Regions from separate parts of the Homo sapiens genome. Here region 1 is linked to region 2. A link is an interaction called in ENCODE POLR2A ChIA-PET data of the cell type or tissue named here. Cell type or tissue: Panc1. All regions are shown on one strand. Links, peaks and the distances in the headings refer to the core of each region. The heading gives the core; the rest is flanking DNA. Region 1 has its middle 690 kb from the start of TFAP2A-AS2. Region 2 has its middle 860 kb from the start of HULC.

Region 1 (5,395 bases), core at 156-5,155, 190 kb after region 2:
CCTTTGTGTACTATTGGCAGGAAAGTAAAATGGTTCAACCACCATGGAAAAAAGTATGGTATGTTCTCAAAAAATTAAAAATAGAATGACTATATGATTCAGCAATTCCACCTTTGGATATATATCCAAAAGAATTGAAAGCAGGGTCCAGAAGTGATATTTGTGTACCCATGATTATAACAGCATTATTCACAATAGCCAAGATGTGAAAACAATATAAATGTCCATTGGTCGATGAATGGATAAACAAAATGTGGTGTATATATATATATATATATATATATATATATATATATATATATATACATACAATGGGATATTACTCAGCTTTAACAAAGAAGGAAATTCTACAACATGGATGCTACATGGATGAACCCTGTGGACACTGTGCTAAGAAAGATAAGCCAGTCACAAAAGAACACATACTTATGATTTTACTTACAGGAGGAGGTATCTGAAATAGTCAAAATCATAGAAACAGAAAGTAGAATCGTGGTTGGCAGGTGTGCAGGAGAGGGGAAATGAGGAGTTGCTAATAGTATAGAATTTCAGTTTTTCAAGATAAAAAAAGTCAGATTTGTTGCACAACAACGGGAATGTACTTACCACTGAACTGTAACTTAAAAATGGCTAAGATGGTAAGTTTTATGTTATGAGGATTTTACCATAATTGAACAGTTTTTTATAATAAACATGAAAATAAATTATTGTAAATGGTAAATTTACTTTTTATCTTTAAAATCTAAAATACATTCCTGCTTATCTCACTTACCCACAATGATCTCTCTACATGAAGATTAAATTATTTGCATGTGACTTTTTAAAGATCAATTTTCATTTTAAAAATTGAAATTATCAGTATGCCACTAAAAATCTATGAATACAAATCCAAAACTTAAGAACTTTTTCATTCCATAACACAATACTGATATTTTTGGTTGAAACAAAATATAAAAGGATCTCATACAAAGTATTCTGATTCAGCTCTGATCTCTTCTCTATATTTGGCATTAAGGACAAGAGATGTCAAAGTTTCTAAAATTATAGTTTTTGCAAGAGAAAAGATGAAGAGGCCATCTGAAAATTACTGAACAATCAGAAAGCATTTTCTACTCAGTCCAAACAATTTGTGGAGGTAGCATACAACAGAGTTACCACAGTGTTGCGACTAAAATCTCTGGGAGCTGACAGCCTGGATATAATTATTCTCTATGCCTTAGTTTCCTCACTTGGAAAAAGAAGTTTGTAATAGCACCCAGACCTCAGGGTCAGATATCAAACAATTTGAACCACATTATCACTGTGGTACATTCACAAAACAATGAACACATACTCTGTTGCTTCTCTTTCTTTCTCCTTTTCTAATATTTCCCAGTCCTACTTTGAACTAGTCTGGGCTTCCATTGAGCCCAAGAAATGTAGAAAACCTATCTAAATGATGATATGATTCCTTTTATTTTTAAAGGTATATATGGATATGCAAATATTTGTTATTTAATTAAAGCAGTAAATCGCATGGGTATATACCACGTGTTTTATTAAACCAGTAATTGATCTTTATAATAACTAGACTGTAAATTCCTGGATTAGTATGCCTAATTTTATTCTAGAAAGATTTTCCAGAATGAGATAGTAGATTCCTCAATGAAAAATAGTCCTAATAATAAACATGTTACCAAAGGAGAAACTAGTAACAGACTAAGCAGTTCAGTGACTTAATGACAAACCACAGCAAGTCAGAGCAGTGCTGGGGACAGCACAGAAATGGAATTCATGGACATATTCAAAAGATGTTACATACAAAAGCTCATTGCTCTCCGAAGATTATCAAATGTGATGACATAACATGGGAAGAGAGGATAAATCATGAAAACAACAGTGGGGAAAAAAGAAAGAAAGAAAAAACAACAAGTAAATCTACTATTCCCTCTTAGCATTCCAGACCATGACTACAGCCTTTTGGTCTGCACAGAACTAGTGAGGCACCAAACCTGATACTGACAATTCCTTTTTGTTGTTCTTCTGTGTGTTTCTCCATGAAGGTGTAGCCCCTCACCTAATGGAAAGCAAGATGCAGTCTTTGCATTGAGCATTCTTTTCCATTACAAAAATGAGGAACAGTTAAACAGGAAACAGACCCCAAGAAAGTTTGGTTTATATACAGTAACGTAGTCAGGGGCTAACTCTCTTGTAGAAGGGATTTCAGAATACCTCACTCCATTTACCACCATGTGAAATGAAATGCAGAACTTTCCACACTGCTAAAGCAAAATACCCTGTACATGATCTCCTCCTCGGTTAATTACTCTGTCATTGTTTTGCCTCTTCAAAGGGAAGGGAAAATCAAATGCAGATTTGGCATTGTGTTGTTTGAAAAAAAAAAAAAAAAAAAACCTGGAAAGTCTCAAATGATGCAAAACAGAAAAGACAGTAGCTTCTTTGACCTTTGGAAATTTCCACTGTTCTTTTCATATCCATTGACATAAATGACTAAGCAGTTTAAGTGGCGTATGCACAGAACCCACTATAAAGTGAGTCTTTTACCATTAGTTTTACTAATAAAATGTTTCCTATGCACATTAAGATATATGTGCTTTTTTTTTTTTTTTTACCAGACTTTTGATTTAGGACAAATAACACTAAAATTTCATTAGGAACCACTTAGCTCTAATTCAAAATATTCAATTATTTTATACCTAGTCACTACAAGTCAGGATTTGATTTTGATTTATCTAATAATGGTAACTATTATTAGATATATGTGGATTCAAAGAATCAGGAAAATCCCTGAATCGATAATTGAGAGTTTAGAAATTTATATACTGCAAATTAGAAATTAACAAAACAATCAGTTGATACTGAATGATGCCAAATAAAAGGCTATATCAAAAGCTAATTGAGCAAAACTAGTCAAGTATAGTGTTATTAACAATGCCCACACAGAAACAAAATATGACAGTCTTTTAATCATTTCAAATTTGCCCTTGAAATCTAAATGTATACAATTTAGAATTGTTGTAGAATTATCTCTACAACTTTCTCTTCACTTATAATTCTTGAAATATTTTTCATTAAAAAGAATTTTGCTTCCATGTTTCAAAACTGTCTTGAAAGAGAACATCTTTTGTATCCTTATAGATATGCAAGGCACATGATAAAATGCAGTGTCATTGTGGAATGTCTTCATCCATATTGCAACTGTTCTTTGCCTTCCTCTGTAATCTTTCTTGGTTATGTACAAAGAGTATGACCATCAAAAGGATAATAAATGGCCTCTGCCACTGGGGTGTGTAATATGTATAGTGGGAATTGATTTGTTGGTTATGAAGGAAGCCATAGAGCACACAGATCACTGCAAAATCACATTGAGGCCAGCAGCTACTTCTCAGTTCATGCGGACATCTCCTCTGTTGCTCACAGGGTGAGCTGCCAGAGGGTGAGAAGAATGGTAAGGTCATCCAGTATTCAGCTATTAAATGAAACCTATTTCTCTGAACTTTAGCCACATTTCAAATGACACACATATATCCACCTTCCATGCCCACTCCTAATAAAGACCTGAAATCAAACAAGATTTCTATGATCCATCCATGTAATCATAATAAAAAAAGACCAAAATTGCTTTGGAAAAAATAAAAGAGAATGCATAAAAAAGAGAATGCATTCTTAAACTACTCTCTTCCACAGTTAACAAGAATCCTTAGGAATTAGGAATTTGGATAAAACAAAGAGCCACCACTCATCAATTATGCATAATAATTCTTATTTAAAAATCACTACCAATAGATGGCACTAAAAATTTCCATATTCCTTTCTTTTGGCATAACCAAACATACTCTGGTTGTAGCATTTTTAAAAAATTAAGGTGCTTTTTTCATTATAATCATCTATAACTAATTATTTTATTTAGGTACTTATTATTTTCTTTTCTACCATATCCCACTCATCAGCAAGTTTTTGAGCATGGATATCCTCAGTGACTTCTGAGGCTTTCTAAGACTTAATAGTCACCTTTTCAGGGAGTCATTATCATGAAAATATCAAAGAAACATGCATCCATCATATCATGTCACTGTTGGAGAAGGCCTTATTATATTCCCTCAGCATTCCCTTCTCCGGAGGCTGAACTAAAGCCTAAATAAGTTAAGTCACTTGCCTAAGTAACAGTTACTGGTAACAAAGAATTTTTAAACTAGTGTCGCCTGCTTTTTCGTGAGGACTCTTCATCAGTCAGCTACTGAATCACTTTAGCAAGAAACCCAATGACCAAGAAACTCTAGCCTGATTGAAAGTGAGCCATCTTTATCTAGAACCCAGGTAAAGAAAGCATTTCTTCCTTTGTAGAAGCCGGTTGAATTGGGTATAACTTATTCAACAGATTATCAGTAAATGAATATCAGGCTTTATGATAGTGAAGTTGGCAGAATAATGGCCCCCATATAGTCTGTGCCTTAATTCCTGGAATCTGTGATTATGTGAAATTATATGGCAAAGGGAAATTAAGTAGCAGATGGAATTAAAGTTGCTAACTGCTGGGCTTAAAATATGAAAAGCATTCTGGAATATTCAGCCAAGCCCAATGTAATCACAAAGGTTCTTTAAAAAAAAATGGAAGAAGGAAGCAGAAGAGACAGAGTGAAAACACAAGAAAGAGCCAGAAAAAGGGTAGTGTGAGAAGGATGGTGCAAATTGGTTGTCTTTGAACATGGAGATGATCTGAGGCCTGAAGACAGACTCTAGAGGCTGGAAAAGGCAAGGAAACTGAGCATCCTCTGGAGGCTCCAGAAAGAAGGCAGTCCTGCTGACACCTTGACTTTAGCCCAATGGGACACACTGCAGACTTCTGATGTCCAGAATTGTAAAATAACAAATGTGTGTTGCTTTAAGTCACAAGTTGGTAGTCATTTGTTCCAGCAGCAAGAGATTGCTAATATAGATGAGCTGTGAATTCCCACCATTTGATTCCCACCATTGAATAACACCCCCACTCACCCACAGAATTTTTCATCCATTTGTAGAGACAGATGAGTGTAGAAAAATAAAACACAGAGCTAAAATCCAGTGATAAGTGCTTTAGTGTTGTACTGAATACTATGAAAAAACATATAGAATAGACCTATCTCCAACTTAGCCAGAGAAGACTTCTCTTATGAGCTTTATAAGGTAAAGAGGAATTAGACAAATGGGTAGGAAAACTGGGAAGGCATTCCAACACTATGCAGCTTTCAGAAGAAAAAGTCCTGTCTCTAAAACTGAAAATAAATGGAACTGGCTGGTGAAAGTCCAAGTAGGAGAAGATGGTTCCAGAATGTGAAGCTGGAGAGGTAGGTGGGAACTACTGGGAAGAGACCTGGCCAGTTTATGCCATATAAAGGAGTTTGGACATTGTCCCAAC
Region 2 (5,395 bases), core at 304-5,303:
AACATCACACACCAGGGCCTGTTGTGGGGTGGGGGGAGGGGGGAGGGATAGCATTAAGAGATATACCTAATGTAAATGATGAGTTAATGGGTGCAGCACACCAACATGGCATATGTATACATACGTAACAAACCTGCACATTGTGCACATGTACCCTAAAACTTAAAGTATAATTTAAATAAATAAATAAATAAATAAATAAAAAGAAATCTAGCTTTCAAAAGCAGATGACTGCATGAGTATTTCTTGGAAATATTAATAGAGAATTTTGAAATGCCAAAGACATAAAAATGTCTTTAAAATAGTTTGTTCAAATGAGACATCTTTATAACTTATTTCAGCTCCTTTAGAGTGAACCTGACACCATTTCCCCTGTTAAATTTTTGGCTCTTATATTACCGAAGAAAGTGGGCATTTGACAAACAAATGTGCAGGAATAGGGGGTGAGAAGGGCATAAGAGCGTGTTCAAATCTGTTTAAAATTAGACATTCAGTGTTGTAGAGTCAAAACTATGTTCTCCTGTGTTTCTTACATGGGCACATACTTCATGGGTTTAATCATGGTTTGCTGTAGAGCATTTATAACACTTGCTGTGAAGCACTGTTGATACAATGAAGCTTTTTCCAACAAGTAACAGCATGATGGTGGCAAAGGTGAGGCTCTGGGAGGAGATTTTAGTTCATCCTTGGAATTTGTTAGCTCCATAGCTTCCTGACAAGCTTAGTTAGTGCTTCTCTAACTTTCCACAAACTTTGCAGACCCTGCTAATTTATATTTTTTTGTTGTTTTCTTTTAACTGGTTCTCCATATCCATGGAATTTAGCAGTTTGCCTTCCTTCCTTCCTTCCTCTCTTTCTTTCTCTCTTTCTTTCTTTTTTTTTTTTGAGACGGAGTACCACTCAGTTGCCCAGGCTGGAGTGCAGTGGTGCAATCTCAGCTCACTGCAACCTCTGCTTCCTGGGTTTAAACAATTCTCCTGTCTCAGTCTCCCAAGTAGCTGGGATTACAGGCACACGCCACCATGCCCAGATAATTTTTGTAATTTTTTAGTAGTGGCAGGGTTTCACCATGTTGGCCAGGCTGGTCTTGAACCCTGACCTTAAGTGATCTGCCCGCCTGAGCCTCGCATGTACTGGGATTACATGCATGAGCCACTGCGCCTGGCCAAAAAAAAGTTTCTAATAGCTAAACTAAAAAAAGTTTTTAAAAAAAGATACATATCTCTTTCTCATCTATATGATATAGGAGAGATAGATATATATGTATATATGAGATACATATTATATATACACATGTATGTGTGTATAAACATGTATATATACATACATGTATCTCACATATACATATGTATCTCCTACACATATGTATACACATATGTACATATGTGTGTGCATGTATGTGTGTATAAATGAAACTAACAGCGTCTTGCCATATAGCTAGTGGTAATAAAGAAGAAATTTTAAATGCACTTTTATTGTTGGCCTGAGTTTTCTCTTTTTTCCTGGAAATGTAGGCCAGCATTGGCCATATGAAATGAAATGTGAGTCACTAGTTTGAGCTATCCGTGTAATTACACATTTTCTAATAGCTAAACTAAAAATAGTTTTAAAAAATTAAGGTGAAATTAATGTTTCATATCTTTAACTTTTTTTTTCATTTTTTTGAGCCAGGGTCTCATTCTGTCACCCAGGCTGGAGTGCAGTGGCACATTCATGGCTTACTGCAGCCTTGACCTCCCAGTCTCAAGTGATCTTCCCCCCTCAGCCTCACACCTCCTAGTAGCTGGGACTACAGGTGAGCACCACCACACCCGGCTACTTTTTAATCATGGCTTTTATTTAACCATTTATATCTTAAATTTTATCATTGAAAGAGGAAACCAATATAAAAAAAATTAGTAAGATACTTTACACCTCGTTTTGTACTAAGTCTTTGCAATCCTGTGTGTGTTTTTCACTGACAGCACTTCTCACTGAAGAATACTCACATTCAAGCGCTTCTTAGCACACATGCCTGGCTGGTGGCTACCACACTAGACTCGCAGTTCTCACCCAACTCTTTGGCCTTTCTTAGCCTGAACTGCAGAATACTGCTACTAATAAACGAAACAAAGCTTTGCCCCCACAAAGCCCTGCTGCTGAATGCTGACTGACATTTGAACAAAGAAAATGTCCTTATATTTAAGCATCAGAACTATTACTTTTCCAAAACCTCGCAACCCTTGGGTCACTTCAGGCCATTCCTCATGATTTGCATTAGGTGTTCTTCGAGACACAACATTAATCCAGTAATAATTAAAATGATATACTGTACTATTAACATTCTGAAATCTTTAAAGCAAAGTGATCTATGCCTGCAGCGCTGCCCAGGCTGGCTAATTAAACAGCATACAGTTGTAAATGGCTATTGTAAGCAGTTCCCTACTTAAAAATACAGCTCTGAGAAGTGCAGTTTATAGTGACAGGGGCCCTACCAGGATTGATCAGCTTTAAATAGAGGCCGATGCAGCGCACAGCAAATTTTACTTGAGAGGTTGGTATCTTGCTTTGCTGCCAATGTGAGGCTTTGGTTTTAACCCGGGCTCCTGTTGAATGACAGGCCCTGGGCTGTGTAAACTGGACACCCTGTGGGGGCTGAGGTTGCAGGCTGGATCCTCCCCTTGCTCTTTCTCCTGTGAGTCAGCATTCCTGGGAGACGTAGCCAACCATCCCAACGAGAGGAACACTTGCTCCACTCCACCCAGCAACCTCTAATCTGCCGTGATGGGACCTTGAGCCAAGGGATTTGGGTGTGTAAAGGACTTCTGCAGCAAAGAGTACCTCTAGAAATTGCTTTTGTGAGGTTCTTTGAGGTGCTAATCACCTTTTATTTGAATTGCTCTGACTTATCATTTAATAACTCCAGAGGACTTTTTACTTCCTTGGCAGGAGGAGGAAGGTGATTCCTCAGATAAAACCAAAACCTAGAGCTGCACTTCTGAAGGAAATTGCTGCTCAGGTAGGGCTGGATGTGTAGGTGTTCTCCATGGGCCCATGCTGTGCCTGTACCAGCGTCCTGAATTGACGGCAGCAGAGGGGTATCTTTCTTCATTCTTCATCATTTATTACCTGAGGCAGAATGAATACTTGGCTCCATTCGCTCGCTCTCTTTCTTTCTGCAACAATTAGAACTGAATTATTTGCTTCTTGCTTTCCCTTTTCCCACTTGTTCCACCATTCATATCTAAGTGAGTAACTTCTCAAGTTTTTCTACACTAATGTTTCCTGGTTCTGTAAAGCAAGTGATAATTGAGTGGTCTTAATCCCTTGAAATGGAACTGAAAATCTGGAGGTAGCTACATCAGCAAAGAGGGAGTGGCAGCCTTTTTTGTACATTTCACTTCCTTTCAGGACCTCCCAGAGAAGACCTCTGATAAACTTTTTTAGTCCTAGGTAAAGCCTGAAAGTCAACTGAGTACAGCTGCCATTTTTATTTCACCTTCTTCTTTCCACCTGCCAATCACCCAGCAGTGAGCTTTAAGTCATCAGACATCGTTGTGCCTACCTCAAGGGTGTGTACAGTGGTGTATACAGTGCCTGGCACAGAGTTAGACTCAATGAGTGACTGAATGAATGAATGAGCGAGTAAGTGATTAAGTGAGCTCACATTACTATCAACTCAAAGTCACACTTTCTGGTGATCTCTCCTGAGTCTTAAATTTGAATTTTGATATTTCAAATATTATATTTGAAATATAATTTCTATATTTTCAAATATAGAAATTATATATTTCTATATTTTCAAATATAGAAATATATAATTCTATATTTTCAAATATAGAAAAATGCTTTAAAAAAACCCCAAAACTACTAGGTTATAGAAGGTAGGTTGTCCTGTGTTACTACTTCTGCTCTTCCTCAAGGTTCCCAATATTAGAGTCAATAAAAATATGTTTTCTTAGCTCAAGTATTAGGTGGAATTAAGAAAAAAAGTACTGCTATATTAGAAAAGGAATTAGATTTGTGATTCAAAGATAAAATTACTGAAGATGAAATCTGAGTATGTGCTCTAAATAATAATTCCTCTAGGTATCCAGGTATTCCGAAATTCTATTTTTAACATCTGTCTGAATAAGTAGGGGGTTTGAGTTATCCCCATGCTTTTCAATCCATATAATTATAATTTACATTTACCTAGAGTTTCTATTTAATCTGAATAACACATACCCCTCTGCAGAGTATGACTCAGTGAACAATATACTAAACCTTTGGAGTGTTCAAGAGCATATCTTTCTAATGCCTCAACTTGCCCAAAGGAAGCATGAGCTGATCACCAAACAGATGCCCTGCAGTAATTAGATTAACTGGATGAATAACACGGGTTTAAACCCCATCCGTATTTTATAAATACATTCTGGACAATCCCTTTTGATCAGAACAGGTCTAATTGCAATAGCTGAAACTGTCAGAACTGTCAGGAGGCCACTTTCAAATATTGGAGGATATGGTCAGATCTAAAACTGACATTGTTTGTAGGTTATTCCCCTAGAATAGGTGGCTTTCCCTGCCAGCTACATTGTCTACTTTAGCAAAGAATTGGGAGGTTCTAGTTGGGCTTCAGCCTAATACAGACTGAGATTGTTGTATAAAATGTGACTTATAATAGAAGTAAAGAGGTGAAGATGATTTCACTTATATGTGGAACCAAAAAAAGTTGAACTCATACAAACAGAGTAGAAAAGTGGTTGTCAGAGGGGCTGGGAAGTGGAGGGAATGGGAAGATGTTGGTTAAAGGGTAGAGAATTTCAGTTAAATAGGAAGATTAAGTTCTGGAGATCTATTGTACAGCATGGTGACTACTGTTAATAACAAGGTATTGATACCTGAAAATTGCTGAGACAGTAGATTTTAAATGTTCTCACCAAAAAAAGAAATAAGTATGTGACATCATACTTAACTTTATGAATATGTAAACTTTATTTAATCATTTCAGAGTGTGTGTTTGTGTGTGTATGTGTGCATGTATATATCAAAACCGCCTGTATACCACAAATATATATAACTTTTATTTGATCAATTAAAAAATAAAAATGTAAATAAAAACTGCTGAAGAATAAGGAAACGAAGAAATAACATTTAGGGAGTAGGGTGAAAAAGCATTGAGACATCAATTTTTTCATTAGAATCTTCTCTAGGGTACTTTGAGCATGGCATTAAGTCCATTTTGCAGGACTCATAAGACTGTTTTATATATATAATACCAAAATATCTACATAAAATGGGGTTAAAACAATGTCCAAATATTCAAGCCATAAGCAAGTAGCTTCTATTTTTTGGCATTAGGCAAACTGTTTTTACATAAAATCGATTAGGCAAGTGACCAAATAAATAGATGACTTTTCAAAGTAACTATTTT

Evidence for each region. ChIA-PET counts read pairs that join two places held together with the same protein. Peaks named below come from ENCODE experiments on the same cell type or tissue, not always from the same donor. Only the 100,000 strongest peaks of a DNase experiment are listed, where the experiment ranks them.
Region 1: POLR2A ChIA-PET joins it to region 2 with 9 read pairs; 1 of 35 experiments calls an interaction of 5 or more read pairs at or near these places.

What each region holds. Positions count from the first base shown.
Region 1 is chr6:9,708,304-9,713,698 of GRCh38, forward strand. It overlaps the pseudogene OFCC1. Among named protein-coding and RNA genes, the nearest start is that of TFAP2A-AS2, 690 kb to the right of the region's middle. In Panc1, for the core only: no CTCF peak of the experiment used is centred there; no DNase peak of the experiment used is centred there; H3K27ac peaks cover 1,565 bases.
Region 2 is chr6:9,513,736-9,519,130 of GRCh38, forward strand. No RefSeq gene overlaps it. Among named protein-coding and RNA genes, the nearest start is that of HULC, 860 kb to the left of the region's middle. In Panc1, for the core only: no CTCF peak of the experiment used is centred there; no DNase peak of the experiment used is centred there; H3K4me3 peaks cover 542 bases; H3K27ac peaks cover 3,543 bases.